Linked DNA regions of Mus musculus: all the other regions are linked to region 1. The links are chromatin loops, found by intact Hi-C in ENCODE. Cell type or tissue: left cerebral cortex. All regions are shown on one strand. Links, peaks and the distances in the headings refer to the core of each region. The heading gives the core; the rest is flanking DNA.

The links. Hi-C counts contacts between places; a loop is a spot of excess contacts. Peaks named below come from ENCODE experiments on the same cell type or tissue, not always from the same donor. Only the 100,000 strongest peaks of a DNase experiment are listed, where the experiment ranks them.
Region 2: it touches region 1 in a loop (4-fold over the local background); 10 of 42 quality-filtered maps call a loop at or near these places.
Region 3: it touches region 1 in a loop (4-fold over the local background); 6 of 42 quality-filtered maps call a loop at or near these places.
Region 4: it touches region 1 in a loop (4-fold over the local background); 15 of 42 quality-filtered maps call a loop at or near these places.
Region 5: it touches region 1 in a loop (2.3-fold over the local background); 10 of 42 quality-filtered maps call a loop at or near these places.
Region 6: a loop joins it to region 1, with 7 times the contacts of the local background. A loop is called at or near these places in 2 of 42 quality-filtered maps.

What each region holds. Positions count from the first base shown.
Region 1 is chr8:36,611,270-36,616,110 of GRCm38, forward strand. All of the region lies in intron 5 of Dlc1 (deleted in liver cancer 1), which reads right to left. Among named protein-coding and RNA genes, the nearest start is that of Trmt9b, 160 kb to the left of the region's middle. In left cerebral cortex, for the core only: CTCF peaks have their summits at 2,685 and 2,884; DNase peaks (open chromatin) are centred at 912, 1,306, 1,641, 2,106 and 1 more place; H3K4me3 peaks cover 2,881 bases; H3K27ac peaks cover 2,816 bases.
Region 2 is chr8:37,059,744-37,064,584 of GRCm38, forward strand. No RefSeq gene overlaps it. Among named protein-coding and RNA genes, the nearest start is that of G630064G18Rik, 38 kb to the left of the region's middle. In left cerebral cortex, for the core only: CTCF peaks have their summits at 2,778 (motif pointing left) and 4,250 (motif pointing left); DNase peaks (open chromatin) are centred at 2,754 and 4,250.
Region 3 is chr8:36,730,176-36,735,016 of GRCm38, forward strand. All of the region lies in intron 5 of Dlc1 (deleted in liver cancer 1), which reads right to left. Among named protein-coding and RNA genes, the nearest start is that of Dlc1, 220 kb to the right of the region's middle. In left cerebral cortex, for the core only: CTCF peaks have their summits at 803 and 2,439; DNase peaks (open chromatin) are centred at 1,869 and 2,628; H3K4me3 peaks cover 1,468 bases; H3K27ac peaks cover 1,173 bases.
Region 4 is chr8:36,530,648-36,535,488 of GRCm38, forward strand. No RefSeq gene overlaps it. Among named protein-coding and RNA genes, the nearest start is that of Trmt9b, 75 kb to the left of the region's middle. In left cerebral cortex, for the core only: a CTCF peak has its summit at 2,060 (motif pointing right); a DNase peak (open chromatin) is centred at 2,102; H3K4me3 peaks cover 843 bases.
Region 5 is chr8:36,829,261-36,834,101 of GRCm38, forward strand. All of the region lies in intron 4 of Dlc1 (deleted in liver cancer 1), which reads right to left. Among named protein-coding and RNA genes, the nearest start is that of Dlc1, 120 kb to the right of the region's middle. In left cerebral cortex, for the core only: a CTCF peak has its summit at 2,798 (motif pointing right); DNase peaks (open chromatin) are centred at 2,823 and 3,962.
Region 6 is chr8:36,245,577-36,250,417 of GRCm38, forward strand. It overlaps Lonrf1 (LON peptidase N-terminal domain and ring finger 1), which reads right to left and starts at 3,783. Exons shown (of 12, transcript NM_001081150.2): 1 at 2,991-3,783. The coding sequence starts at 3,678. It overlaps Gm35712 (a long non-coding RNA gene), which reads left to right and starts at 2,330. Exons shown (of 4, transcript XR_870368.3): 1 at 2,330-2,483. In left cerebral cortex, for the core only: a CTCF peak has its summit at 2,402; DNase peaks (open chromatin) are centred at 671, 1,599, 2,182, 2,626 and 2 more places; H3K4me3 peaks cover 3,865 bases; H3K27ac peaks cover 3,548 bases.

The DNA.
Region 1 (4,841 bases), core at 360-4,359:
ACAATTAAAGAAAACTCCTTGGGTTGCTTCAGCATACTGAAATCTGAAATGGTTTACCATCCTCTTCACTCTTTGGAAAGTGGTGAGCATTAGAGCTACCAAAAAAAAAATAAATAAATAAAATAAATAAATAAATAAATAAATAGGGGAACTTAGAATACAAGTGACTGAGAGCAGCCTTCATCCACTCTAGGGCAAAGACCTAAGCTGGAGACCACATGTCTAGATTGCAGGCTCTATGACTTGGGGAAAAGTCAGCGCCTTATTCCTGGGCTTTTGGTGTCATTTGGCTCAGAAGAAAGTAAAGGCAATTTGTCAAAAGCAAACTCTGAGGGAAAAAGAAGAAAACCCAGCTTGAGAGAAAGTCTGTCTGCCTTGCTTCGCTTGAAACTCTCTGAACAGTAGTACTAATGAAAAAATTATGCACCCAGGCTAGGGCTTTGCTGCAAGTCTGGCACGCCTCAATAAAAGTGAACACAGGCGATCTCCAACATTTTCTCAGGAAATGTCTTGAAATAACTTCTGACGGCACATCTGCTAACCATTTGACACTCAGTCCTTCCTCAGGACTTTGGCTCTTCTGTTAGGGGGGCTGCTGCCTCGCAGGGCACCCCTCTGACCATCTGCTGCAATCTGCTTGCCAAGATGGCACCGGGTAGTCCATTAATTCCACCCTTATGGTCAGCAAATTATCCCGCAGAGGACTAGCCTGCAGTCCAGATGGAAGCAGAATTAGTCAACCTCTTAGAGCCGCTGATAGGTTTACATTTTGAGGGGCTGCAGTCCACTGGGCTATTATTTCCCCTCATCCCTTCAGAAAACAGATTTCTGCAGGGTTAAAAAAAAATGTAACTTGAGACTGGGCATTCTGCCTTCTCCAGAGCCTGATTTTTTTTTCCCCTACTCAAATGCGTCACATATGCCACCCCCACGAATCTTTTGGTAATGGATGGCCCGTGCCTAGGCTGCATTCCTCCGAATCACCAAGCCACAGCTTGAAACCACCTCTCGCCTCTAGAGAATGAGCCCATTGGTGACCACATTGGGTGTAAAAAGCCTCATTGAAAGCAAAACCGGATGGGGAGATATATTTTTCTTCCCCCTCTACTGCGCTGATTAATGACTTAGGCAGGGTTTCTCTTTTAGTTATTGGCATAATTTGCGAACAGAGTGAACTTCAGTATCCGTCACCCGCTAGGTACTTTACCTATTTGATGCTCACAACTTCCACTTGTGTCAAAAGTTACTACTCAGGGTTGGGGACAGCACAGTGAGGATGTGCCACTTCCCCAGGGTCGCGCATCAAGAGGGATGCTGGTCCCGAGTTCATTTCCCCAACCTCAGTCCTCGCACCAGAGGCCATGCGCTGAAATGACTCGCAGAGACAGAAAACCACACCAACAGGGTGGGCTATTGCTCTAGAAGCAACCCTTAAGAAGGATCAAAGGCTCTCAGCTACTGACGTTGGAGGAGGGGACAGGGGCGCAGGGTGGGGAATTAGTCCAAGACGCCGTCGCCGCTCAAAAAAAAAAAAAAAAAAAAAAAAAGCCACAGGCCTGGAGTCTTGCTTCCTTCCTTTCCCCAGCCCACGGACTCTTTCTCCCTCGCCAAGGGCGTGGGCATCTGGTGGGGTTTTTCAGGAACCGCGTCCAACCACACAGCGGGAAAGCGCTGGGTTCCTAGCTGGAACCCCACGTGCAACGGGGGTTGTGGGTAGCTAAGGAGCAACCCCTACTTAGCCCGCCCAGGCTCAGAGATCCCCGGCGTTTAAAAAAAAAAAAAAAAACAGGCGAACGCAACAAAAGAACAGAGCTCTTAAATAGTGCTAAGGAAACATTTTTTCCCGAAGTACAGCTTAAAGTCTACACAGCCCCTTAAATAATGCACTCTTAGGGAGAAGACAAAGCTGATTTGAGACTTGTAGGGTGGCAAGAAGAGATGGAACAGTCTCCAAAAGAAGTCCAAAAGGGGTTGCTCGCCCCTCGGGGCCCGAGGCCAGAAGGAATAGTATGAGTCTAAGTCACCCGGACGCCAGTCCCCAGTCCCCAGGCAATACATGGTCAAGGGACATGACCCGGTGTTAAACTCTCCAACAAACCCTGACCCAAGCTGCTTAAGCACACACGTTCTACTAACGAAAGCCTGGGGCTCCTCCTCTGCAAGCGTGTCAAAACACACAATCACAACACGGACTTGGCAGGGCAGCGTGACAAGTCCTCCTCACCCGGATCCCCTCAGCAGTTGACCCCAGCCAGACTAGTCCAACAACAAGGCACAAGTCCATCTTACGTGTTAGGATCATGGTGTCCGGCTCGTCTCTACACATTAAGGTCGGCGCAGGGCGGCGGGAGCGCACTGGGAACGTCGAGGCTGCCAGAAGTAATCGGGATCCCACGTCGGGACCCACGGTGGCAGCCGGGACGCGAGCCTCTCGCGGTCGTCAGCACATCCTGGTTCGCAGCTTCCTTACGCTTCGCCCCAGCTCGGGCAAAATCGTGGGTTTTAGATTGCCACCGCGAAGGGAGCGCTCTCAGGGAGCGGGGCACGGAGCTGGGGAGCCGTGGCTCCAACAGCGAGGACGCACAGCCATGGCTCAGGCTGGAGCGCACCGCCCTCCACCCAAACGCTGAAGTGCTCTGCTCTCTGCGCGCCCTAGGGGCCGCGCCTTCCTACTGAGCCCGCCCCCGGGGGCGGGATTCACGTTGCGGCCTCGGGCTGTGCTCTGACTCCACCCACCGCACACCAGGCCCCGCCCAAAGCTCGCCCAGGTCCCGCCCCACGCCTCCTTCCCCCTTTCCTGGAATGTTTTCCCAGGGTCTGCACTTTTGCGGCGGCGGGAAGCGCCTAAAAGTCGCCAACTACTGGCCTCTGGGGTAAAGGCAAAAGCTTGGAGGCTTTAGCTGAGTGCAGAGATCCGGGCCTCGTGCTCAATTTCCCCTCTGCCTTTTCTTGCGTGGTTTTGTGTACGCGCAGCCTCTCATTCCAGTTGGCATCACAAAAAAACTTGCGCGGAGTGCGGAGGTTAAAGATAGATCGCTTGGTCAGAAAATAGGGAAAAGAAGTATCGGGACTTTGGGGGCACCCATTTCTTGCTAAAGCCTGCAAGAGTAAAGAGTTTGTGAGGATTAAACACAGCTGTGGAAGCTTTCCCCAGCACGTGGGGAGAGTCAGTATACCGCGTGCGCAGCTCTATCCAGTATATTTCTAACTGGTATTTGTACTATGGTCACAGCTCTTAGAATTGCTCACGAACTGGCCCTAGCCTGCAGGTTTATGATCTCAGATGCTGATCATTTTTTTTTTCCCACAGGCTCAAATGATTCTCCGGCAGCTTAGTTGCCGGCTCCTTATGTCATCAGAAGCCCCATTTTTGAAACTTGGGACAGAATATAATCAGTGGAAGGTGTTTAAAAGTCCACATCAATTTTCATAAAAATTTACCTTGGAGTAAGTTGGTGCTTTTTGTGTGTGTTACTTTAACTGATGGAAACGCATTCATTCAGCACCGAGAGTGTTTACTATGGGCAAAATGGTTTCTCCTCTGGAGCATACAACAGCCAGCAAAAGGGACCCATAGCCCTGTCCTGGAGTTGGCTTCTTCCCAGGGAAGCTTTTGCAATAAGCAAAAGAAATAGGTGGAAAACATGTAGTCTGTTGAGAGACTACAACAGGCAACAGGAGAATTGGGGCTGAGTTTATTCTTACGTCAGGCTAAACACAAATAGAAAAGTAGATTCCCTTAGATTTGAAAATGGATTGATTTCATAGTCATGTGCTAGCTTACAGACAAGCCTCTCCCCTCTTACAACAATGGTACCCCAACTTACCACACTGGAATTCCTTAGTTTGGAGGGTACATTCAGCCTCATTGAGGCAGATCGGTGTTGCCAGGGTATTTACCTGCAGGCAAATGCTGGAGACCCAAAGGCAGTGCAGGGTGCATGTGGCCCCTGCCTGCCAGGAGACTACAGACTGGGAAGCAAGGGGGTGAATGGAAATGAGGGACTGTTGAGGGCCCAGGAAGTGAAGACCTTGATAGCCCAAGAAGATGAAGTTGCCGCCTGAAGTGTGGATGCTGGAGGAACTGTGGACTCATCCACAATTAGCATCCCCACCTGGTACTCACATCTCTGAATGCACTAGGGCCTCATTCTAAGTCGCATATAATTTGCATATAGCTTATGCACACTCTCCCAGATACTTTTTAAATAATTATTATCGTATTGATAACTCTTAGAGTATGAAATACATTGTAAGCACTATGTAGATTTGTCTATGTTCAGTATAGACACATTTATTTTTCCTCCTAATACTTTCTCTTTGCATGATTAGGCATAGAATTTAGGATAGAGCTAGTCATATGCCCTTCCACTGAGCTACACCCCTATCCCCAGCACCTACTTTCAATTTAAAAATTATTATTATTACTATTACTACTGCTGCTATTATTGTTATTGTTGTTGTTGTGTGTGATGTGCATACAGACACACACACATGCTACGGTGTGTGTGGAGGTCTGAGGCCAATTTTATGTTTATTCTCTCCACTTTTACATGAATTTGAAGGATCAAATTCAAGTCATCAGGCCTGCCTGGTGTCTCGGTTTGTATCGCTGTTGCTGTGATAGAAACACAAAACCAACTAAGGGGAAGAAAGTGTTATTTCACCTTGCAGCTTACAGTCCATCAAGAAAGGAAATACAGGCAGGAACACAGAAGCAGGAACTAAAGTGGAGGCCATGGACGAATGGTGTGTCCTTGCTTGCCCATGGCTTGCTCAGCCTGCCTTATTACATAGTCCAAAGATACCTGCCCGGTAGTGGCACTGCCCACAGTGGTTTG
Region 2 (4,841 bases), core at 591-4,590, 450 kb after region 1:
AAACTATGTATTGTAGAATGAAGGAAGCAAGCATTCCCTATTGACCTTATTGGTTAGGTCAACTTGCTTTTTCTTAGTATGCTTAGAGAGGCAACATATCTGATATTGCCAATCCAATAACTCTCTGGACAAATATAAATTGAAGATATCTTCAGCTATAGTATTTGCTGAGTGGATCTAATAGTGGCAGTACCAACATCTGAATTCATAGAAAATCCAACTCAAGTTAGATAAAAAGTACATTAAATAAATACACCATAACAACACTATTGACTTTGATATACATCCAAAATGGCCTGTCAGTTTTGCCAATAACTCCGCAAGTTCACTATTAGCCACAAGATCAAAATATCTCTAACCTATTCTGCCACATACACACTACATTTGCAAGCTGTCTTTCTTTTTAAAATTCATTGAGACTGATAACACCACACAGTGAAACTAACCAGTTTAGAGTTTTGAAAGCCAAGACTATTGTCTGTTTTCTAATTATTCAATGATAGTGGTTTTTGTCTACTCCAATGTGATTTTAAGTAGTTGTAAAGGCATGTCTTTCTTCTGAAAGATGCTCTTCATCAAAATATCCTGTAGCTATCCTGGGGAATTTGTTTACCATGCCATTGTGTAGCTGTACCAAGGAGAGGTGAGGAAGACAGGATGTGTGCATAGATGATAACACACACAAGCTAGCTTCGAGAAGGTGAGTGCAGGACAGGCATTGAGATGTTCATCTAATGTCCGATTGTGCTGGTTATTTCATTTTTTATTTAAAGTCAACTCAAACTAGAGTCATTTGAGCAGCTGGACCCTTGATTGAGAAGCTGACCTCATCAAGTTGTGATGTAGGGTAGACTACAAGGCATTTTCTTGATTAATGATTAGTGTGGGAAGACTCAGCCCACTGTGGACAGCACCATCCCTGGGCAAGTGTTCCTAGAGGTATAAGAGGGGTAGCTAGCTGAATGAGATCCTGGGAATCAAGCCAGAAAGCAGCATTCCTTCATGGTCTCCTGCTTTCAGGTTCTAGTTATGAATTCTTCCTATAGCTTCCTTCTGTGATGGGGGGGGGGAATCTGAGAGTTGTAAGTGGAAATAAAACATTTTCTCCCAAAGTTGGTTTTGGTCAGGGTTTTATTAACTGTAATAGAAAGCAAAGTAACACAGCATCTAACGTTTCTTTTCTATTGTCTTCAAAACTTCTTCCTCCCTCCCCATCATTTTGAGGATAACTTAGCTTTGAGGATTCTTTAGGATAATTTAGATTTCTTCCCTCATTTTCTGGCTTGGTTCTCAGGACTCTGGTTCCCAGTAGCCTACTTGCTCCATCTGCTTTCTTCCTTAAGTTCTCAATACTCGGCTCTTATTTCCCCATCATAGCAAAGATATTCTTTAAGACCCATTGTTAAAAAGAATAGGATACTGGAAGAAAATCTGTGCTTGTCCAAGTCTTTGCACAAAGGTCATCAGATGAATTGGAATACTTTATCTCCATCTCCCTGCCAAGTTCAGAAACAGAGATTTAACTTGGACTTAGTAGTTTACTCTATAAAGGCCTTCCATCAACCCATTCATCAATAGGATATTCATCTCTTCAGCTCCTATGTTGTACCGGACATATTCCATGTAGTATTGATGGAGATTCTAACAGCAGAGCCTTCTCAACGCTCTTACTATCTCGTTACTAATACGAGCTTTATATTTTCCCATCTTAATGATTCTCTCCTGTTGTCCTTGACTGTTTTCTCTCCAGTTAATCTCTTCTTTGCACATAGTGGGTCAGCATTGGGAAGTGCTACTTTGTTAAGTAGGACAGGTCTTCTTGAAATCAGGAAGGGCATCTTTCCACAGATAGGAGGGAAACTAACACGACTTTTAAAGGTAAACGGCACTGCTGGTCTAAATCCCCACTGTAAGCATTCAGACAAATTCTCTGAAGCAACCCGGGGTGCTGTCAAATGCCTGGGATCTTCAGAACTTCACATTTCAGCAGCCTTTCCCACGCTCTTACAAATATTGATCATGGCCTGGTTTGCTTGATCAGAACCGTTTTTTTGACCAGTAAGAGAATGCCCATCTCAGTTATCAACAACTCTACACTTCCTACTTCCTACTGTTTGAGGACCTTGGCAAGTTTGGGGGACATAAGCCAGACTTCTACCCTCAAGTCCACACCCCCCCTAGTTGTTCACTAGTCAAGATTTACCACTTGCTCTGTGCCAAGGAAGAAGGCCATTGGGACAAAGGACCTTTGGTCTCTAATCTGCATGAAAGCCTTTTAAGGTGAATGAATACGGAGTAGGGAAATCTTTCTACACCTACAGGGAAAATTGTCAGTAAAATAGAAGTTCTCTTTCATCTCTAACCTTCATCCTTCACCTGAAAAGTAGGACTGGATACAGAGGGGCTCTGTGGGATGAATTCAGAACGCAGCTGGGAAGGCCCGAAGCAATGCCTCAGTGAGCGTGCCTAGCACCCAGCTGGGAGTGGAGAGAGCAGTGTGCAGGGGCAGGAACGTGAGGGAACAGCTCTCAGGAATGTCTTAGGTGGGAGGGCATTTTCTTTTACCTGGTAGTTTAGGAAGAGGAACCTGTCACATCGCACATGATTTTCAGTGAAAGAAAGGGAGGAAGAGAAGCAACCTTTCCAGCTTTCTCAGGACTCAGAAGAAAAAGACATACCTCCTGCACACCATTAGTGATGGGCACATGACTCCATCCTCCTTCAGGATGGTTGAACCAAAGCCTCAGAGCAACAGCGCCACCTTCTGGACGGAAATGCACACACTTAGAGAACAGTTCCTCCATTTGAGACTGAAGAAAATGTGCACCCTGACAGGGATCTCAATGCCATTGGGAAGTAATTTCAGTGTTTTCAGTGTGGTCTGAAGATTATTCCCTTATAAGCAACTCTTTGAAATTTTTTGAAACCACAGGATTTTGAATGTTTATTCTTAAGCCTTCAGATAGTATAAGGGCCATGGTTTATAAACATGCTCTAGTTTGGAAATTATTAAGCAACATAACTGAGCAACTCAGCCCATCACTTATTGTTTACATCATGTTTATGTGTGTGAAACAAACACGGAATAATACAATGACGTCATGCTTCAGCTTAAAACCGAGCTGCTTTAACGGAGAGTCATAATGCCCTACATGGTTCTGCTTTTGCCCATTTCCACCTTTCCTCCCTCCGTTTTCCCAGCATTACATAGTCACACAGTGAAGACCTTGGTTTGTTTTGTCCTTGTACAAGTTATTTTCTTTGATTAGAGCAAGGCTGTCTTTCTTTGGTAAGAAGCCCTTTTTGTTTGTTTACTTTTGGGGGATACTAGAGATAGACCCGGAGATTCAGACATTTTAGATGAGTACTCAACCCCCACATCACATCCCCAGTGCAAGCAGCCTTCATTCTCTCTCTCTCTCTCTCTCTCTCTCTCTCTCTCTCTCTCTCTCTCTCTCTCTCTCTCTCTCTCTCTCTCTCTCTCTTTCTCTCTCTCTCTCTGTGTGTATTAAAAGAGATGGACATTGTCTGATTTTCCTCAGGTTAGACATTGCCCTCTATTCTGTTCACTGTCATTTCTTAAGCACTTCGAATATGGCAGGTACTTAACTAAATGTAATACTAATTCTTGGTAATACCCTAAATATGATATAAAATTCTCTTAATATGATGATCTGAAGAAATGATTTTTGTTTAAAATGCTTTACATAAATGGTTATGCAAACATATTTTAACAGAATAAATACAAGTCAGCGTGAAATTGAGATGTATTTCCAACGCATTAGCATGTAAGAATGTGTATTTATGAGAGTGTGTATTTATGTATTTATTTTTTAAAGTGTTTTGGGGTCAGTGTTTACATTTGTTACACGATTTCATAATCACAGCAACTCCATGCAGCATGTCCAATGATCTTTTTCTAGACAGTTATTTAATTTCACTTCACTTTGGCAGTAAATTTAAAGAACTTGGATACTCACATGTGACATCAGACGCCATTCCAACTTAGATGCCCCCTTAAGTGGAGTGCAGCTTCATATACCGTGAGGATCTTAGAAAAGACTCTAGACACGAGAAATGTCTCCACGAGGACTCCATTAAAATTTATGTGAACATGAACAAGTATCCTATCACTGCACTGACTAGTGCAGTTGTTACTGACATGAATTAAGATTTCAGTAGCCAGCTTGTCTAACACACTTCAGAAGATACTAGAGCCTTCTCAGCGGCTTGGCCTATGAAACAGCGCCATCTCGTGGTCAACTTTATACTAGCTGGTCATAATCGAAATGCCTTTAACCCTTGCAAAATTTTGAAAATTGTAGACATATAAAACACAGTAACATAGTGCTAAATAAATAGACAGCCACGAGCTGGGTTGTAAGGACCCCCTGATCACGGGAATTCTACTATTGTGTATCAGTATTATTAAATGTCTAGCAGGGTAGAGGGGTGTTGAACCAGCTCACGTTTAGGTTGATGTTGCTCTGAAAATGTTGGATTCCAAGTTGTGTTGCTGGCGAAGGGGTTGAGTGAGAAAGAGAATGTCAATTGAGACAGAAGGAACTGAGCAGAGAATGCGACATGCTCTTCATATGGAATGGAACTGAGACCCCAATGACAAGGTGATTTTCCCCGTTTATTAAAGTAGCTTAGAGTTGTTCCAATTCAAGGAGTTAGTGACGAGTGGTTCCCAGGCTCTGACAGAAATACACACTGGCAGTTACCCAGAGTGTCTTTTCTCTTCTTATGGATAATTTGTAGTTATTTAATCATTAGTCTTGATTTCAAGCTCCTCTGAAAAATATTCTGGTTTGCTATGTAGAGACCAGGGGATTATT
Region 3 (4,841 bases), core at 433-4,432, 120 kb after region 1:
TTTGTCGCACAGTGAAGAGGGAGGTGGGGGATCTTCTACCGCCTTGCCCTCCATTCTGCAAGGGAAGGCCAAGCAGGGGTGTCATATAATAACAATTTTCTTCGCTGTTCAGAAAATGACTCTCCGTGAACTCCAAACAGCTGGGCTTTAGTGTTTTGGTCAGTGGGAGGGTTAAGTGGAGAGTTGCTGGAAGGGATGAGTGGCAGTGAGCACGCTTGAGGTTTGGATGTGCAACAGACCCGTCTCTAGTTTACAAATACTGACAGTGTCAGCCATGAGCCAACGACCAGGGAGGACACACAGTGTCCAGGTCCCTAGTCATCAGCGTCAGTTGAAGCGCAGGTTCATTTTCTTTGCCCACATTCTCCACTATATAAACAACCCAGCATGCCTACACTTCTCTCGGAGCCAAGTAACGTGAAGAATTCCTTCAGAGCGACTGGAGTAGCAAAATCCTATTTGCTACCAGAGATGACAGAATGCTTAGTTTTTTGGTTTTGGTTTTTTTTTGTTGTTGTTGTTGTTTTTTGTTTTTTTCATCACACATCAAAAGTAATGATTGTTTTCCAGGTGGTTTGCGTTACTGACTTTATATTGGCTCCTGCATTTGGACTCTACAAATAAGACTGTTAATACATAACAAAAAAAAAAAAAAAGAAAAGAAAAGAAAAAGAAAAAGAAAAAGAAAAAGAAAAAAGGAAAAGAAAAAGAAAAAGAAAAAGAAAGAAATGTGAAGGAAACAGAACTTTCAAGCCATAATATTCTCATATTCATTTGTCCCCCTAGCTGTCAAACTCAACATTTCGTGAAAATCAAAGAGGAAATCCTGGAAAATGGTAATGTTTCAAGTAACCTCTCATTCAAGCTAAAACACCAATACGTAGTCCAAATGTTGTTGTATTAATAATAAAAAATGTTATGATCATGAAGGAATGGTTTTTTTTCTTTCTTTTATTAAGTCAGTCAGTTCTAGCTGGGCATCTTATACTTGTATATCTTATATCGTTGGCCTCCTTTCGTCAACTGGAACCTCTGATTGGATAATTTATAAAGTTTGGCTGCTTTACTTAAGGCATTGCACTTTGTTTTCAAGCAGTAATAACACTGTAAAAATTTAAAAGTAACTCGTTTTCTGTACCCTGTGTTATTAATTAAGTATCGTTATATTAATTAACAATTTAATATTGTTCAACTTCTCCTTGTCATGGGCAATTTTACTTAGATTAACAGAGAAAAAAAAACCATTGATTTAGGATATGACTACTCCCACTTCTAACCTCAGCATTAGGGAGCTGAGGGGGAGCCAGGTCTGGGATATACTGTGAGACCTTGCCTCAAAGATAATATACGAATCACATTCATTCCAACACAGCCTACCAAGGTAGGGAACTTTCGTGTTTATCTTCACAATCTGCCTTATCACATTCACACACCTTAAATTCCCATTCTTCAAGTTCTTGAGACAATTATTTGGTCTCAAGTGATCTTTTGTCAGGAACGTCGCCCAGAAACCTGGATCAACCTTTGGAGGCATGTCTAAGACAGATAACAAATATAACAACAACAACAACAACAACAACAACAACAACAACAACAGCGATGTCAAGAAAAACATACTCTTTGGCCCATCCACGTGGATGGCATAGTAAAGCCCACTAAGGGTACAAAGAAGGAGAGAAGGCTAATTGCAATACCTCTCTCGTCCCGGTCACTCCCCATCCCAGTTAGATGCTATCTGCTGTCAGTTTCTGAATATTCCTCCTCTCCAGAATCAGGCAGAGAACTCCTTTTTTTTTGCTGGAGTCCTTCCACCAGAGCGCTGCCATTGGGTGCCTGTCACGGGAGCCCTAGAACAGCTGAATTGCACCGAGGTACGGAGGTTTTAGTGCAGTTCCAACAGCTGCTTCAGGCACACCTGGTACCTTCTTGGAACTCTGAGCTTCCGCTGGAGGAAACACCAGCTGACTGACGTTGGGCCGGATTCCCACTGACCCACACACCCTGCCAGGCCCTGGCCTGCACCAGTCAGGTCAGGCCACCTCAGGCCAGATCTGCTCAGAAGATGACCCTAGATAGACTATGCTGCAGGCTCCTGCCTGCAGTTCGTCATCTCCACCGCTGACACCCCAAAGGACCTTGCTTTTTTTCTCAAGGTTAAAGAAAACAAAACAAAAGTAAAAAAAAAAAAACAAAACAAACCAAAACCCGAAAAAAACCCTAATTGGAAATAATCAAACTAATAACAATAATAAGAGGAAATAAAATAAAAAGGATCCCCAACCCCCAAACATTGAGGATCAGAGATTGCTATATTCCAGCTGATGAGCCTGTTAATTTCGAGAGTTAATGACAATCTGCGCGTTTAACAGCTGGCTTTCTGGTTAATTTCTGGCTGTCTCCCATGCCCCTCACCTGCTAGCCGTCTCTCTCTGGTGTTTTTCCAGATAGCATCCAGCGCCCTGGCGGTGGAGTCTCTGATGTGGTCGCTGAAGGACCTCCGCAGCGGGCCTCTCAGGGGCCGAGCCATCACGTGGCCCTCGGGGTCCCCCATCCACCCTCGAGCGACTTCGGGCGGATCCCCAGGACCCTCGTTCTTCCCGGGCGCTCAGGACGCAGGCATTGCGGCTGGCGCTGCGGCCTCGGGACGCGGCTGCAGGCGGCCTCTTGGCCCGTAGCCCAGCGCGCGCCGCGGCCACATCTGGAAAGGCTTAGGGCCAGTGGCTCCCGCGCCCGCTATCGGGATGCGCCCGGTGTAACCCAATCACCTCACTTGCTACGCGGCGCCGCGCGAAGATGCGAGCCCAGCTACTCCTTCCCGGAGATGGAGCAGAGAGCTGAGCAGGTAGCGCTGTCCCCAGGTTTCTTTCCATCTGCTCAGCATTTGATCTTCTTGACCCCAGATCAAGAGACCAACGCTCATGGCTGCTCTGTTTTTTAAACGGGAGCTTGAGTTTTTAAAATAAAATAGTTACCAGCTCCCACTATTTCCTCTCTATGCAGCTCCTTTACAGTCAGTGGTTTATTCTGATAAACCCAGGCTTCACCTCGAAATTAGATTCCCAAATGCCCAGGTTTGCGAGTCTATCTTCCGAGTAAGCAAGCTGATTATTTGTTATATCCCAAACACTCACCTCAAAAGATTTTTTAAAAAAGTACCAGGCAGTTCCTGTACACTTTTGGGAATGAAATGTGAGCCAATTGCTTCTTTTACAAGACATGTTGTTGTGTTTCTAAAACGCCCAACATCCACATCTATGCCCACGGATTTGGCAGGTTTTCTGACTTCTAATATCTCCTTTCTCACTGTCCCTGAGATTCCACATCATAACTTTCAAGGGTTGGAGGGAAGCCTAGTACTGGCATGAGACAGTATCGGAGGGGCCAGCCAGTTCACAACCTTTGCGTGGAAGAGATGATGCCGCAAAAGCAGCGAGCAAAATGCTAATTGTTACCGTGATTGTTTGAAGTCAAGAAGGCAATTTGCAACCCATGCTGACCTCCTGCAGCTCTATGTTTCTGAAGTACAGATCTGGCTTTCCATATATCTTTGACAACGTAATCATCGAAGAGACTATGCAAACAGTGAGACTGCTCAGAAGTCGCAATGAACAGTCGTAACTACAGCTTTTAAATAACCCATATGTCCCGAGATTTACTCTTCCCAACTTGTCAATGTTCGCAAGGCTCCTACATTGGACTCTTTCGAGTGCTATAACAAAATACTTGAGGCTGCATAGTTACACAGAAGTTTATTTAGCTTATGATTTTGAAGGACATTTGCAAGTGGCCCTATTAGCTCAGCCTCTCTTGAGGGTCTAATGGGAGGGGCCATCATTGCAGTAAAATGTGAATGGGGGTGGGTGGGGGTGGAGAAGGAAAAGAACTTTGTGCCAAACAGGAAGGGAGAGCGTGATTCAGGGTCAAGTTCACTCTTAGAACAATTCACTCTTGACAGGACTCATTTTGGATCCCCTGTGAGCTAATTCAATCCAAGATCAGCCCCTCAGAGACCTCAGACTGCCCACTAGACCCAAGCTCTTCTGCATCCTCCCACTTAACTGGGGCTTAAGCCCCCAACATGTATTCATCCTTGGGGGGGGGCAACTTCAAATGATTTCTCAACCGCAGCTTCTTACATGCGAAGTGTTTTCTTCTCCATTCCTGGTCCTGTAGCTTTTCACTGAACTAGGCATGAGTTAGTGGGCACTGATACAGTTGAGAGGATACTATCTGCTAAATAACAGATCTCTGTGCTCAGTGAGTGTGAGTCCTTGGGCTTAGTTGCCAGCACTGCAAAGAAGAGAACCAAAACAAGCAAAGAACCCTCCCCCCAAACCCATAGAAAGTGTCCACCTCCTTACTAGCTGGTTCTGTTTTAAAACAAGTCACTTTACTCCTGGAGCTATCACCATCCTGGACTTCGAGATGTACTTACAGAGCTGTAGTAGTAGAACCAACATGCTATTGGCACAAAAGCAGGCACATTGATCAATGGAAGAGAATTGAAGACCTATACATAGCCCTAAGTACTTACATGCACCTGATTTTAGGAAAAGAAGGAAAAAATACACACATTGGAGAAAATAGAAAGCAACATCTTCAATAAATAGTGCTGGTCAAACTGGATTGCTTCAGTTAGAGGAATGAAAATAGATCCATATCTATCACCCTCTACAGAACTCAAATTCAAATGGATCAAGAACCTTCTCAACATAAGATCAGGGACCCTGACTCTGATGGAAGAGGAAGTAAGGTATAGGCTTGACTTTATTGGCACAAGAAAGGACTTTCTGAATAGGACCCTGATCATGCAGGCATTAAGACCAACAAATGGGACCGCA
Region 4 (4,841 bases), core at 239-4,238, 81 kb before region 1:
AATAATAAATAACAACAACTTTCCTAATACTTTCCAGCAGCTTTCTGAGCACATGACAGACAGACAGACAGACAGACAGACAGACAGACAGATATGCCCCCTCCTGCAGCTTGAATCCCTTCCACTTTGGTTTGTAAAATGTGATCAACTACAAAGGCCCCCTACACTGTACATGGTGTTCTGATTAATCCAACACCATTAGCCTATGCCAACTTTGTTTTCTGTTATCTTCTTTTCCAAATTGTAAACACGAAGGGGAGAGTAAATTATCATAGTATTCATCTCATGGAGTTTTATGAGCCTAAAGGTTTTAAAATATTAAATAAAAAGTTAAATATGAGCCGGGCGTGGTGGCGCACGCCTTTAATCCCAGCACTCTGGAGGCAGAGGCAGGTGGATTTCTGAGTTCGAGGCCAGCCTGGTCTACAAAGTGAGTGCCAGGACAGCCAGGGCTACACAGAGAAACCCTGTCTCGAAAAAACCAAAAAAAAAAAAAAGTTAAATATGGCCAAATTATAAAGCCCTATCAAAAACATCCCAATGCCCAGTAAGCGACAACAACCCTGTGTGTTTACACCAGGACACAGTGACCTCTTGGAAAACGGAAAGTCACACATAGCTGAAAAGTGTACTGTTGGTATCATAAATCATACTGGGGCTGGCAGAAGGTTTTATAAAGATTGAGAAGGTTTCTTGGAAATATTTACACCTAAGAAACAGAAAAAGCAAACAGAAAAATTGAGGCTGATCAGAAAGTAAACAACCACCATGTTCTTACACAGGAGCGTAATTACCAACAGCATCCTATACTAAGAACACAAAAATCACCCTGAAAAATTAGAAACAGAACAGAACCCCGGTGGAGCGACAGGAACAGCAATCTACCCACAAAGCTTTTGACCCAAGGATAAGTCCTGTCTACAAGAAATGCAGGGGCTGGGGATGGAGCAGAGGCTGAGGGAATGGCCAACCGACAACCAGCCCAGCTTGAGACCCACCCCATAGATAAGCACCAATCCGAGCTAGAGAAATGGCTCAGCGGTTAAGAACACACTGACTACTGCTCTTCCAAAGGTTCTAGGTTCAAATCCCAGCAACCACATGATGGCTCACAACCATCTGTAATGAGATCTGATGCCCTCTTCTGGAGTGTCAGCTCCAGTGTACTAAGATAAGCACCAATCCCTGACACTATTAATGATACTCTGTTATGCTTGTAGACAGGATTCTAATATAAGTGTCCTCTGAGAGGCTCCACCCACCAACTGACTCACGCAGATGCAGACACCAGCAATGGATGGAACTTGGGGACTCTCATGGAAGAATAGGAAGAAGGATTGCAAGCCCCTAAGGGGATGGAAACTTCACAGGAAGACCAACAGAGTCAACTAACCTGGACCCTTAGGCCTCTCAGAGACTGAACTACCAACCAAAGGACATACACGGGCTGGACCTAGGCCTCCCTGCACATATATAGCAGATGTACAGCTGTGGGTCTTTATGTGGGTCCCGAACAACTGGAGTGGGGACTATCCCAAAGCTGTTGCAAGTACCTGGGATACGTTCTCCTAGCCAGACTGCCTTGTCTGGCCCCAGTGGAAGTGAAGCGCCTAGTCTCGAAGAGACTTGAAGTGCCAGAGTAGGGGAATATCTAGGCAGGCCCCCACCAGCTCAGAGAAGATTGGGGGGTGGGGGGCGGAGGGTTGGGAGGGGGTGTGACCAAGAGGAGGGCAGTGAGCGGGATGTAAAGTGACTAAGTAAAAAGTAAATTTTAAAAAACATGAAGAAAAAGAAAGAAAGAAAGAAAAATTAGAATCCAAATATGACTCTGATCTAAAACACAACACTGAGAAATCTTTGCTTTTCGTGGAGAATCCGGAGATTCTGTAGGTCACAAAACATCGTTGGGGTTTGTAATAAATAAATAAATCTCGACACTCCTAGAGATTAGGAGAGCTAAGTTCAAGGCTTCCCCAGATGTTGGCCTGTTTCAGCCAGCAAAATTTCAAATACCTGTTAATCAGGAAAGCTTTAGCTTTCCATTGAGTCGCTAGATGGCGCTAAACCCGCTTGCGGAGAACCCCCAGGAAGCCGTCAGGGTGGGACAATCAAAGGCTGTCAAACAAGTTTCCTATTTGGTTCTATTTTAAATGTTCCTACTCGGATAAAGACACAGATGAATTAAAAATGCCACGGGTGCACACTTAAACCTAATTGAATGTAATAAGAACAGAACAGAGCTGGATAAGTGACAGGCAGCCCAGCGACTCTGGTCAACCTTTGTCAGGACGAAACCCAATCTCCAAACTCTAGAAGCTCCAGGGACAAAACAGGAAGCAAACACATTGTGGCCTTTCTTGGCAGATAAAGCCCTGACATTTGTAATATTTGTGTAGCGACAATGGGGCCTGGGTAATAAAGGCTCGCGGAGGAGACGGTCTCCAAGCACGGAAATGCAAGAGGATAATAGAGAATTAACTAAAGGGAATACAAAGGCTAAGAACACATGGACTCGCACGGTGTCAGATCATACGGGAGGGAACCGAGGATTTCAGAACAGCAAACCCAGGGGAGCAGAAAGTGAACCTTTGAGCAGAAGCCAGAGAATCTGAGCCGGGAGGAGACTCAGACAGAAACAGACCTGAGCCTGAAGATGAACTACCTTGCCCAAATCCACTCGGGTAATTAGTGGCAGCCACGTGAGGAACCCTCGCTGCGGCTAACTGGTGTCTTTTTTTTTTTTTTTTCCATTAGGCGCGCGTGTCTAGCTGAAAACCTTTCGCAGAGACTCATGAAATGCATGCAGAAGCCGCCCCTTGCCTCCTCTCTCCTCTGCACACACGTGTCCGTGTGCACACACATCCACCATCATAACAATACAGGAAATTGAAGGAAGCCGTTGGAAACCTCGGCGGTGCCTGGTCACTGCTGCCCCAGATAACATATCAAAGGGCAGCCTGGAACCGAGCCCTGCCGCGGGCCTTCACAGAGGAAGCCTGACTCCAGCTGTTGGCCCCTATTTAACACATCTGCCCCATATTCACAAAGAATGCCAGGATACAACCACAAAGGAGTAAAAAGGCTAACCAGTGATCTTTTCCTAAGGAAGAGGACCGAATCCAAGAAGTTTAAAGGGAGGCCTGTTGACCGTGCAGGAAATTTGGTAACTGTGACATCACTGTCTTAGCCAGCCCAGGGAAACAGCCTTTTATGGCAGTCGTTTGAATTAACTCCGCTCAGAGCCCCATTCAATATCGACTGCTCTTAATATTTTGAATTATCATCTAATACATTTTGAAGGGACCTCTCCTAGTAGCTACCCCTACATAATAAGCCTTGGGATAGGACAAGGTGGTGTGGCCTGTTTTGAGTTTCTTACATGAAAATGGAGTGGGTTAGCTATTGCCTCACAGAATATCTCCTTTTCAGTGAGGAAATTAAGAGTCTGTGGTTTATGGCATAGGGGACCCATAAACTAGCTGTTCTCAGCCTGTGGGTCACATATTATATATCCTGTATATCAGATATCTATATTAACATTCATAGCAATAGCAAAATTATGGTTATGGAGTAGCAATAAAAATAATTTTAAGGTTGGGGTCACCACAACATGAGGGACTGTATTAAAAGGGTCACAGCATTAGGAAAGCAAAGGATCATTTCTGTAAGTAAGCCTTAAGCTATTCCCACCCCAATCCCCCCACCCCCACTCCCCTATCCCCCATTTAATGTTCACTTTGTCTCAATGGCAGGGGCTTGGTCTCAAGAGAAGAAGAAAAAAAGAACCTGGTGCCTCATTTGCATTCAGGTCTTTTGAGACACACATACATTACCATCTCAGAACCCACTGTATTCTTAAAAGGTGAAAATTACAAACCAGGCCTAGAGACCCAGCCAGCCCTTGAGGGGACGAGACAGGAGGCTCGAGAGTTCAAGTTGTCTTCTGCTACGTGGAAAGTTCAAAGTCAGCTAGGTCACTTGAGACCTTGTTTCTTTAAACAAAGACAACAAAAATATCTAGACATTTCACAGACATTTCTAAGGTAGATTATTAATAAAGCAGTCCATTGCCTTTTATGGGGAAAGATACATTCCATTCCAAGACCCTAAAGAGTGCTTAAAACTTCAGATAAGGCCGGGCGTGGTGGCGCGCGCCTTTAATCCCAGCACTCGGGAGGCAGAGGCAGGCGGATTTCTGAGTTCGAGGCCAGCCTGGTCTACAAAGTGAGGTCCAGGACAGCCAGGGCTATACAGAGAAACCCTGTCTCGAAAAACCAAAAAAAAAAAAAAAACTTCAGATAATACAATTTTGTGCATTTTTAAATTTTTATTTATTTGTTTATTTATTTTAGTTTTGCAAAACAGAATTTGTTTAACCTGGCTATCTGAAACTTACTCTATAGACCAGACTGGCTTTGAACTCAGAGATCTGCCGGCCTTTGGAGTACTGGGATGGATAAAGGTGTGCGCCACCACAGCCCGACCCTTTTGTTTTTCCTAAGCATACACTTTTGAACTGAAATTAAAGGCTAAAAGTGAGTTTCTTATTTCAGATGTATCAGAGAGAGAGAGAAAAAAAAAACCTACCAAAGTATTGTATTCATAATAAAGTATTGGATCCTAGCCATGAATGACTTAATAACTTTTGGAAAACATTGGTCAAGCTACATATGCTTTTTAAATTAAAATATATTTTACTAAATGTCCCATTAGCTTTTCCTGGGGAGATGTGAACAAATGTCTATTCACCACAGAAAAGGTACCAATGACCAAAAAAACAATTCCATCCAGGTCTAGTGAGGTAAACCAATGGGCTTAATAGAGATGACTTATAAAAATAT
Region 5 (4,841 bases), core at 376-4,375, 220 kb after region 1:
TGACTATGTAGATTGAGGCAGAAAAATGTCTTATTATCCTAGAAAGCTCACTATATCTTGTTCGGAGAGTTACTTCCACAAACTCACCAGACATTTGTAAATCTCTTTAAAAAGGTTAACAACAACAACAACAACAACAACAACAAAAAACCTTTAAAACTGACTTAGTTAAATCCTAAGTGAGAGAACACATAGCCTTATACACTGCAGTCGTAAATAAAACATACCTATTTTTAGAAAATGCTAGGAATGATTTATAAATTCATGGTGCTTTGTTTTATGAAAGCGGCATGCATTCTAGATTTCTGTTATTTTTCAAAAGTTAATCTAAGTGCAGCACTATAATAAAATAGAATTAAATAGAGAAAGTGTGAAGAAAAGACAAAGTATGTGGACATATAAAGTGTCACTTTCTGCATGAGCAGGTATATATAGAAACCTGAGAGCTGTATGTTTTTATGTTGAAGTTAGCCCTGTGCAATTTGACTCTGGAAATGCACGGTCGGTGGTTTTGTAGCTTTTTGTGGGCTTTGTATCAGAGTAGAGGACTCAACCTTCTGACAGAGCTTGGCAAAGGTCAGGCTGAGTGAGTCCATTCGAAATTTCTCAAATCTTCTATCAAAACTGGAAGTGCTCTCCTCCTCACCACCCCAATCATCGTCACACACGATGAGCATTAAATAGTCATTTATGCACTCTGTGCCGGGTCCCCTCGTCCAACTCAAAGAAAGCAAAGTGCCTGCAGCATTTTATGGAGTAAATAATTCATCAGAGGATTGGATAACAAAGGGAGGAAAACAGGAGGAAAACTTAGCGGACATCAGCAGCAAAGTATCTTGGAGGGAATAATGATATTCTGCTTGTCAGTGTCTGAAAAACGTTTAAACTACTGCTTTTATTCCTGCCCCAAGACAAAGCACTTAAAGACGGAGGCTTGTCTACAGTCTTGTCATCTTCCAACGGAAAAAGAGTGAGCTCTGCCTTTTACTGTGCATTACAGACCATTTTGCATTAGGCTGAACATTCCTCAACACGCTGGTGATCATTCACTTGTTTTCTTCAATCATAGGGAAAGAGTGGGATACTGCAGGTGAACGGGGCCAAATTCCTAGGATTTGCCACAGACAAGCGTCTTCCTTCCTGTATTTGTTTAAGCCTGTACTTCCTGGAGTACTGGCTCAGCAATGTGTGGAAGCAGGGCTGATGTCTGGAATCAGGGACAGGGTGAAGGCACACCCCTTCCTCGAATCCAGTGCTTCTCAGCCATCCCGGTGCTGTGACCTTTAATACCGTTCCTTATGTTGTGGTGACACTCAACCAAAAAAAAATCATCGTTGTTGCTACTTTATAATAGTAATATTGCTACGGTTATGAATTATAATGTAAATATCTGTGTTTTCAGATGGTCTTGGGTGACCCCCATGAAAGGCTCAGCAACCTTTGATGGGTTGAGAAACACTGCTCTAATCTCTGCCCAGGACTCTTTTCATCAGCTAGTCTTTGAATACTGAGAAAGAAATGGTTAGTGTAGAACACGTGAGATCAGAGTTAGCAATGGTAAGTAATTGAGAATGCAGACACATATGTGGAGCTAGGCAAGAGCTGTTTAATGGATTCACAACTATCAATGTGAGGATGGGGACACCCATTTATTCCATTTTTGATCTTCCTTTAAGATTATGCCACACGGCATCCTTTCGAAGCATTGGATAAGTAACATCCTGCTTGCATCTGTGTAAGTCATGCATGATGAAGCAGGCTCTTTCCAGTCAAGAGTCGATCCTAAAATAGTAAAAGGATCAATCTGGTGAAGGGAACTCTCATTGTGCAAAGCCTTTTCACCTGTTCAATCTTGATGACTGGCCACTTAGCAAGAAGTGTATGTATTAGCAGAATATACATGTTATGGAATAAAGAAGAAAAAAACCCACTGGAAACCATCGGGGGCAAAAGTAGCCGAGGAGCTACACAGAGGTTTCCCACATCTGCACCATGACTTGCTAGTTTTTGGTGTCTTTGAACTAAAGTATTTTTGCTGGGGTAAGTTAGGACAGAAGGATACATCACAGAGTTCCATGACTTGACCAAAAACATCTACTAATTTGCACCTACAGTTTCAAGTCTGGGACAGCATTTTGTTTCTATTTGATATTTTTGTGCCTTTGTGCAGAAACCTGGAGCATTATAAGATGTCTATTGTGCCCCATAAATGAATGACTTGGAATCACACATGAGGGAGGGAGCAATGAATAATCACAAGTCTACATAGCAAATCCAGCCACTGAAAGATGTACACTGTTTACAAAAAGTCTTCCAAAAATGTATAATATGAACAGTTATATGGGCAGATGAAATTTGCCAGACACAAAATATCTATCCACTTCATTGAAAGGAGGACATTTATGTGGTAAGCAGTTTTGTGAAGCACTGAGTCTTCTGAGAGGCCCAACTTTAAAAACAAAGTATGTAAAAATAATAACAAGCGAATATTACATGAGTTCATTATATTTTTCTATGAAATCAGAAGCCCATGAAACAAAAATCACATATTCCTGGAGGTCTTGTCTGTCTGTCCCTTGGTTCGCATTTTTTGTGTAACCCGCACTGTGTGTCATGACGTGTCATGGAATGTTCTCTGTGAAGTTTGTGTCTTACAGTTCTGAGGACTTGCTTCAGTCTGCCCAGGCTTGGCACATCAGAGTGGCAAACTCAACTGGGTCACTCCTAAAGACAAATTCTTAGTAGTTTGGAGAAAGCAAATTTGCCTGACACTGTGACCTTCTGCTATGCATGAAGTGATATAATTTGACCAGAAGATGGCAGCATTTGGAAAGGAAAAAAAATAAACAGGCAACCCATGGGAAGGGATTAAATGTATTAGAATTTCCACAAAAACAGGAATGAAGGGCAGCAACATTATTGTGAACTGTAAGACGCTTAGTTGTACAAAACACAATTTTAACAAGAAGTCAAGAAGGTTCGTTGGTAGGAAGTAGATGCACATACATCTTACAAATATCATTTTCCTGGTTTCGGGACATTTAAGAGCTATGTATTATTCTTAAAGCTATTCTAAGAGCAGCCATCTGATTTTTTGCATTTGTTTTATTTACAACAATACTGAATGTCTCTCACCATCCTGAGAGGGTAACAGAACACTCTTTTATGTGCCTGGGTTTTATAACTTTAATTTAATGTAAAAAAATGCACGGGGTAGCCGATAGGGCTAGTCTTTGCAATACTTCTTCCAAGCATACAGTGGATGGAATTACCCATAGTTCACTGTAAGTTTGTTTCCTCTGTGAAATGCAGAAACAAACTAGGAAAATAATGAAAAAAAATCACAGGCACTGAGGGGAGCAGTAATGAAAAACTGAAATAGTTTTAAGTTGTATGCTTCATGGTTTTAAATACACGCAGTCAAGATTTTCTGACTTCAAGACAATACTTGTTTCATTTATGATCTGTCTGTCTGTCTGTCTGTCTGTCTATTCATTCATTCACTTTACATCCCAATCACAGCAATTACCTTCTGCCAGCCCCCTCCTCACAAGCCCCTCCTCGTATCCCCCCTGCCTTTCACCTCTGCAAAGCAGGGAGGTCCCTCTAATGGAACCCACCTACTCTGTCACCTCAAGTCACCATAGGGCTAAATATATCTCAAAACAATATTTTAATGACAAATACTAGTAAGTATTCTGTAAGAGAATATTATAGTCAATATTCTATTATTTCAACAAGTTTTAGAGAAATGTCCTTTGCTCTAGAGTTTGAACGTACACAGTATCCATGAGGCTGCTGCCAGTGCTGCTGCTGCTAAGACTCTGTCATCTTTACCCATCTGAGCCAGCCTGACCTAATTCTCTCGCCTGCTGCTGACTTGGCCATTAGAGAGTCAGTAAGATACTTAGCATCTGGAGAGCTCCCTGCCACTTCCAGATCTGCACCCAAACTGAACCTGCCGTGAGATACCTTCCTCATCTCTGTGCATGAGATCGCCTGACCAGGATGAAAGGGACTTCACGAGCTCTCCTTAGAGCTGACAGAAATCAGACCCAACAACAGACAGGCAAGCTGGGTGTGCTAATGCACACCTCCAAGGCCAGCTTTTGGGAAGGCGAAACAGGAGACTTTACAAGTTGAAGACCAGCCTGGGGTACATTCTGGGCTGCGGTGCAAGGCTTGCTTAGCATGTGTAAGGCCTTGGGTTTGATCCCTAGTATTGCCCTTCTGTCAGTCTAGGCAAACTGATGAACAATCGGAGTTATTATTCCTGGAGCAATACTATGATCTATTTTAAACCAGCCGTCATACGTTTGTTTTATTGTATCCACATTTGGTATGTGTAACAGGGTCATGTGTAAGTCATTGCACAAACGGCGTTGAAATATTTTGACAGGTCACCTGATAAGTATGTGTTTGGACACTATTTTTAAAGAAACTTCTTTCATATTTTCTCCCTTTTCTGCAATTATAAATCACCATACATCTTTGGGATGTCTGCATTTATTTCTACTTCTGGTTATATACAGTTTTAGGAAGGCCAAAAAGACAGCACCATAACCTTGAGGTTTTAATACCCCTCCCAAGTGTCCATTGATGATAGCATTCCGGGTGCTCATATCACGCTTCAGGATAGATCTGTGTAAAATTAAAATTGTGTCCAAACCTGAAGATGAAAGGTTTAATATGGAAGTGAATTGTAGAGTGGATTAAATCATAGAATTTGAAAACATAGGTAGAGGGAATGAACCCCCCTCAAGGATATAATAGGATCCAAGAATCAGCAATAGGGTCTAGCCGAGGGGTAGAGTACTTGACTACCAGGCAGGTGGGCTTAT
Region 6 (4,841 bases), core at 475-4,474, 370 kb before region 1:
CTTTGTCACGAACTATAAAACATCTCTGGCTTTAGAGGCCTCAACGTCCTTCTGCAGGGCCTCTGTAGGAACCATTAATACGTACAAACCTAATAATAAAAAGACAAAGTCTGGGCTGGTGAGATGGACAAAGGCATTTGCTGCCAAGCCATTCTTCCCAGGTCTGACATGGAAAGCTCTCTCTCATTCCCACAGTGTCCTCTGACTTCCATATGCACACCACAGCATGTATGTATGCATGAGCAAAACGGTAAATAAATGAAAAACATAAAAAACTAAAAAAAAAAAACCTTCCTTAAACAATTTAAATAAAAAATTGTACACAAACACACACACACACACACCACAAGCGCGCACGCACATACACTTTGACTTTTTTTTTTAAAGCCAGTTCAAATCGTCAACCACACCGTTCTGTCTTCATGTGGAGAGTGGAGAACACAGGAGAGAGGGGTCAGTGTAAAAAATCCAGAATAAAAAGACTCCATCCACTCCACAGTGGGATCCGTTCAAAAGACTCCAGTATAAAGACTCCATGCAGAAAAGACTTTTACATAAGCTCCTTGAATACTAAGAAGAAAGTTATGAAACATCTGAGAGTTAATACCAAAAGATCAATGGATTAAATGTTATCTAAATATATTCCAGTGCAACAGACCCTTATGTAATCGCAATGGGAATTCTGACGTTGGCAAGGGTTCCTGGGCTTTCTTTTTCTGCCGACAAGTTTAAGTTTGGTTGTGTGGGGGCCAACTGCAGACTAGATTTTTTTTTTCTAATAATATTTGTTTCATTCTAAGAAACATGAAAAAAATACAGCAAGGGCTTTTTTTTTTCATTACCAAAAAGGACGGTGTCATTAATAACTAGAGTTGAGCAGTGATACAAATGCCTTTCAAATGCTTCCATAGATAATAACTCACCAACTCCAAAAGAAAAAAAAAAAACCAAACCAAACCAAACCAAACCAAACCAACAAACAAAACTTAACCTTAACAAGCGGACAAACAGATTTCTGAGAGTGACTGCGTTGCTTGTTCGGAAGGTTAGGGATACAGAGCAGAACATTACATGTGCCAGGCAAGCACGCTACCCCGGAGCTATCCGCCTACTCTTATTAATGCCCATAAATTATGAACCACATACAATTGCCCTCTACCAACTCAAATATGTTTGGCTCTATAACTATTCTCCTTTTATCTCACACAAAGAATTCAAGGGAAAAATATTATCACTTTAGTATCGCTGAGATACACAATCAGGTGTAGAATTACTGGTTTTTGACAAGCCTACAAATAAGAAAAATAAAAACCTAATAACATAATAAAGTGAAAGGCAAGAAGAGACTTGCATCCAAGTCCTGAAAAGGGGGTGGTTCCACAGCTTGTAAGCAAATCTCACGTTTGGTCTGTGAAGCTTGGAAACAAAAGAATTCATCATTCCCAGCTTTTTCTGTTCAAGATGATATCCCGGTAGACCCTAGAATCTCAATACTGGGCACAGAAGGTTGGAAAGTGGAGGGTCTAAGCTGTCCAGACAAGCCACCACCCAAGTGACTGTTGGTAAGTCACCCGTCCAGTCTCTGCTTCCTCATTAAGGTCTGACCGCAGCCTGATACTGGATGACTGGTCAGTTGGCTCCAGCTCCCCCACTCAACTTTATTCACCCAGATATCCAGAGTCACCCCCAGCAGAACTGTGGACTCCAAAGTGTTCTGGGTTTGTCATCTTAGTTTATTACTGCTTGCTCATGAAGCTTCTGGGAGACAATGAAAACATGCCAGAAAGATATTCCTGAAGCTACTGTCACTTGCTCAGGATGACTAAAAGAGTCAAGATAATAATTTCAGTTACAAGATTATAACTTATCTAATACTTAAATCAGTTAAAAATTCCCAATGTCAATGATTTCATATAAGTAATTTCTCGTGGTAGGCAGCAGACATAAAGCATGGCCAACATCAGGTGACCAACTATGTATGATAAAGTTGACATTTGGGCCTGATCAGTCTTTCACATAGGCGGCTGTGAGCCTAGGAATGTTTAGTGACATCCTTGGAAGGGCCACCAGATGTCTGTACTGACAGGACTCCTAAAAGAGGTGGCCATTCGAAGATGTCTCTACGTGCTTTTCTAGATAAGGTCCCCTCCCCAGTCAGTAGAGAACAACCACATTCCAGGATCTAAAGAGGAACTCTCGGGTTTACTAAGTTTACATGGCCCTCTTCCCCCTACCCCCCAGCTTAAAAACCAACTTAAGCTCTAAGCAGGAGACGGGACCAAGCTGCTGTTTCTTGGATATGAAAATATAAACAAAAGACCTACAAAGCTTCCCCTCACAGGTCTACTGTGAGCAAGGCAAACTCCTCACACAGGCTACTTCTCTACCAACACCAGGGGTACAAGGGAGCAGCACAGAGGGCGGAGGAAGCAGGATATGAGACAGGCAGGTGGAGGAGGTTCCAGGAGCAAGAGATCCTGCAGGTAAGAAGAGGTGACCACCTCGGGGGCAGCCGGCCACCAACTCGGAGTTGGGCCGTCGCTGGGCCTCCCGATGCCGGTGCCCGCGCCGGGCTCCCGCCACGCCCACTGAACGTCACCCGTTACACAACGCCCCCCCACCCAGCTTATGCAATTCTGCCCTCCCGCGGCTTCTAATTGCCCCGGTGACTTTAGTGCACGACCAAGGTAGACACGGTATCCCCCGAGCTCCCGCCAAGCCCGGGGATGCTCGCCCCCACCCCGGCTGGGGCTCCCGGCCAGAGTACTGAGGGAAGCCTGCGGCCCCCACCCACCCCGCGCCCAAGCTCCGCGGCCCCAGGTCCCCGCTGGGCGCGCGCACGAGGGAACCTCGCATCCGCGCCCCTCCCCGCGCCGCGTCACTTGCAGCTCCCAGGCGATCCCCACCGTGACCGAAGCACCCCGGGGCGCCGCCCCCTCCCACACTCGTGATCCCCGCTCGCCCGGCCCCACACCGCAGCCCCGCATCACCTGCTCGCAGGGCGTCGCAGGCGGCGGCCAGGGCCTCCCGGTAGCGCCCTTCGTGCAGCAGTTCCCCGAGGCGGCCGGCCGCCCGCGCGCGCTCGCGCTGGCCCGGGAACCACTTCTCCGCCAGGTGGTTGAGCACGACGCTGGTTCGGAAGTCGGCGATGGCGGCGGCCAGGGGCGGCGGCCGCGGGGTCCCCTCCGAGGCGGCGGCGGCGGGTGGCAGGCGGTCCCGGCACAGGCGGCAGCGGGCGCGCAGCTCCCTCCGTAGGCAACGGCGGCAGTAGCTGTGGCCGCACGGCACGGTCACCGGCTCGCTTAGGAAGCCCCGGCAGCTCAGGCAGCTGAGCAGCCCGGCCGCGCCCGCCGCGGGTGCCGCGCTCCAGCGCAGCCCGTGGCGGAGCCGGTAGCTGAACACCAGGCAGTCCACTAGCGACCCGAGGCGCTCGGGCCTGGCCGGGGCCCCGCGGCGCAGCGCAGCCGCGAACGCCTCCAGCGCTCCCTTCAGGTGGCCGCCCAGCGCCAGCAGCTCTCCGCGGCGGAGCAGAAGCTCCCAGCGCCCCGACTCCGCGCCCGCGCGCTCCAACCGCTCGCCGCCGCCGCCCACTTCCCACGGCCCGTTCCGGCTCCGCGGTCCGCCGGACGCCTCCCGATTCCCGCCCGGGGACGCCCTCGCCACGGCCGGAGAAGACATGGCCCGCACAGGGCTGCTCTGCCGCCGCCGCCCGCCGCCACGGTCCGGGAACCTCCGGGGCGCGCGGCTCCGCACGCGGCCGGCGAGCAGGGGGGCGTGGCGCGCGGACATGGCGGGGCGGCGCGCGCCCGGGGAGCCCCTGGGGGCGGGGCCTACAGAGGAGGGGCGAGGCTTAGCGAGGCGGAGCGGGGCGGGCCTTGGCTTCTGCGCCCGGCCTCCCGACATGCGGCCGGCCTCCTAGTTCACCAGAGCTGGCCGGCTGGTCCCGCCCTTTCTGAGCCCCTCCTGGAGAGGGACGTGAGATCAGATGATCCCCAGCGGGGATCTAATTGGCTTCTCTGACGAGGAGGGCTTGGCTCGTGACTGAACAAAGCCCGAAGTCTCCTGGGCGGCCTTCGAGCTGACACCTCTTGTAACCGAGGTCCATCCCCAGGCCTATAACTTGGGCGCTGTGCAGTTCGTATGTGCACCAGCAGTGCTGTGACCCCAAACCTGCAGCACCTGAGTAGGTACTCCGACTCCTCCTGGCCATAGAAAGGAAACTTTGGGTGGGTCTAGATGCCCTGGGTTACGGCCGGCCAGAACAGGCAAAGGGATTGTGAATGCACGGTGTGATTACTTTGAGACTTAAAACTGAAATCTGCCAACTTTATACACACACACATTCCACGTCCAGAGACCACTTCCTTTGGTTAGTGCTGACTTGTGATAAAGTTTATTAAGAGTTCAAACGAAGAAATGAACTGTCCAAAAGAAGCCCGATACTTTGTGAGTGACCTTTAAATTTTAATTTAAAAAGTGCAATACACCAACCCCCCCCATTAAACTATTAAATAAACAAAGCACACCTTAGAGAGTGAAAGTCTCCAGGTTCCTCAGATGGGCTCCACAACCTTCATACACACGAACCCACAGTTGCTTAAAGGTTTTTAAATGAGAATATAGAAGAAAAACATTTTCCCTGTGGCAGAAACCAGATCACTACAATGCAAGCATTCCGCAGCTTTGTCGACTGAAGACAGTTTGGCTCGTATGTAATGGATTCTAGTTCCTTTAAATGTGACAGCATCCAGTTTAATATTCTCAATGGAAATATTTATAGGTTTGATTACAGAGTACTGGGTGGAAAATGTAGGAAGAGATTTAAGGCTTTTGGTTCTTTT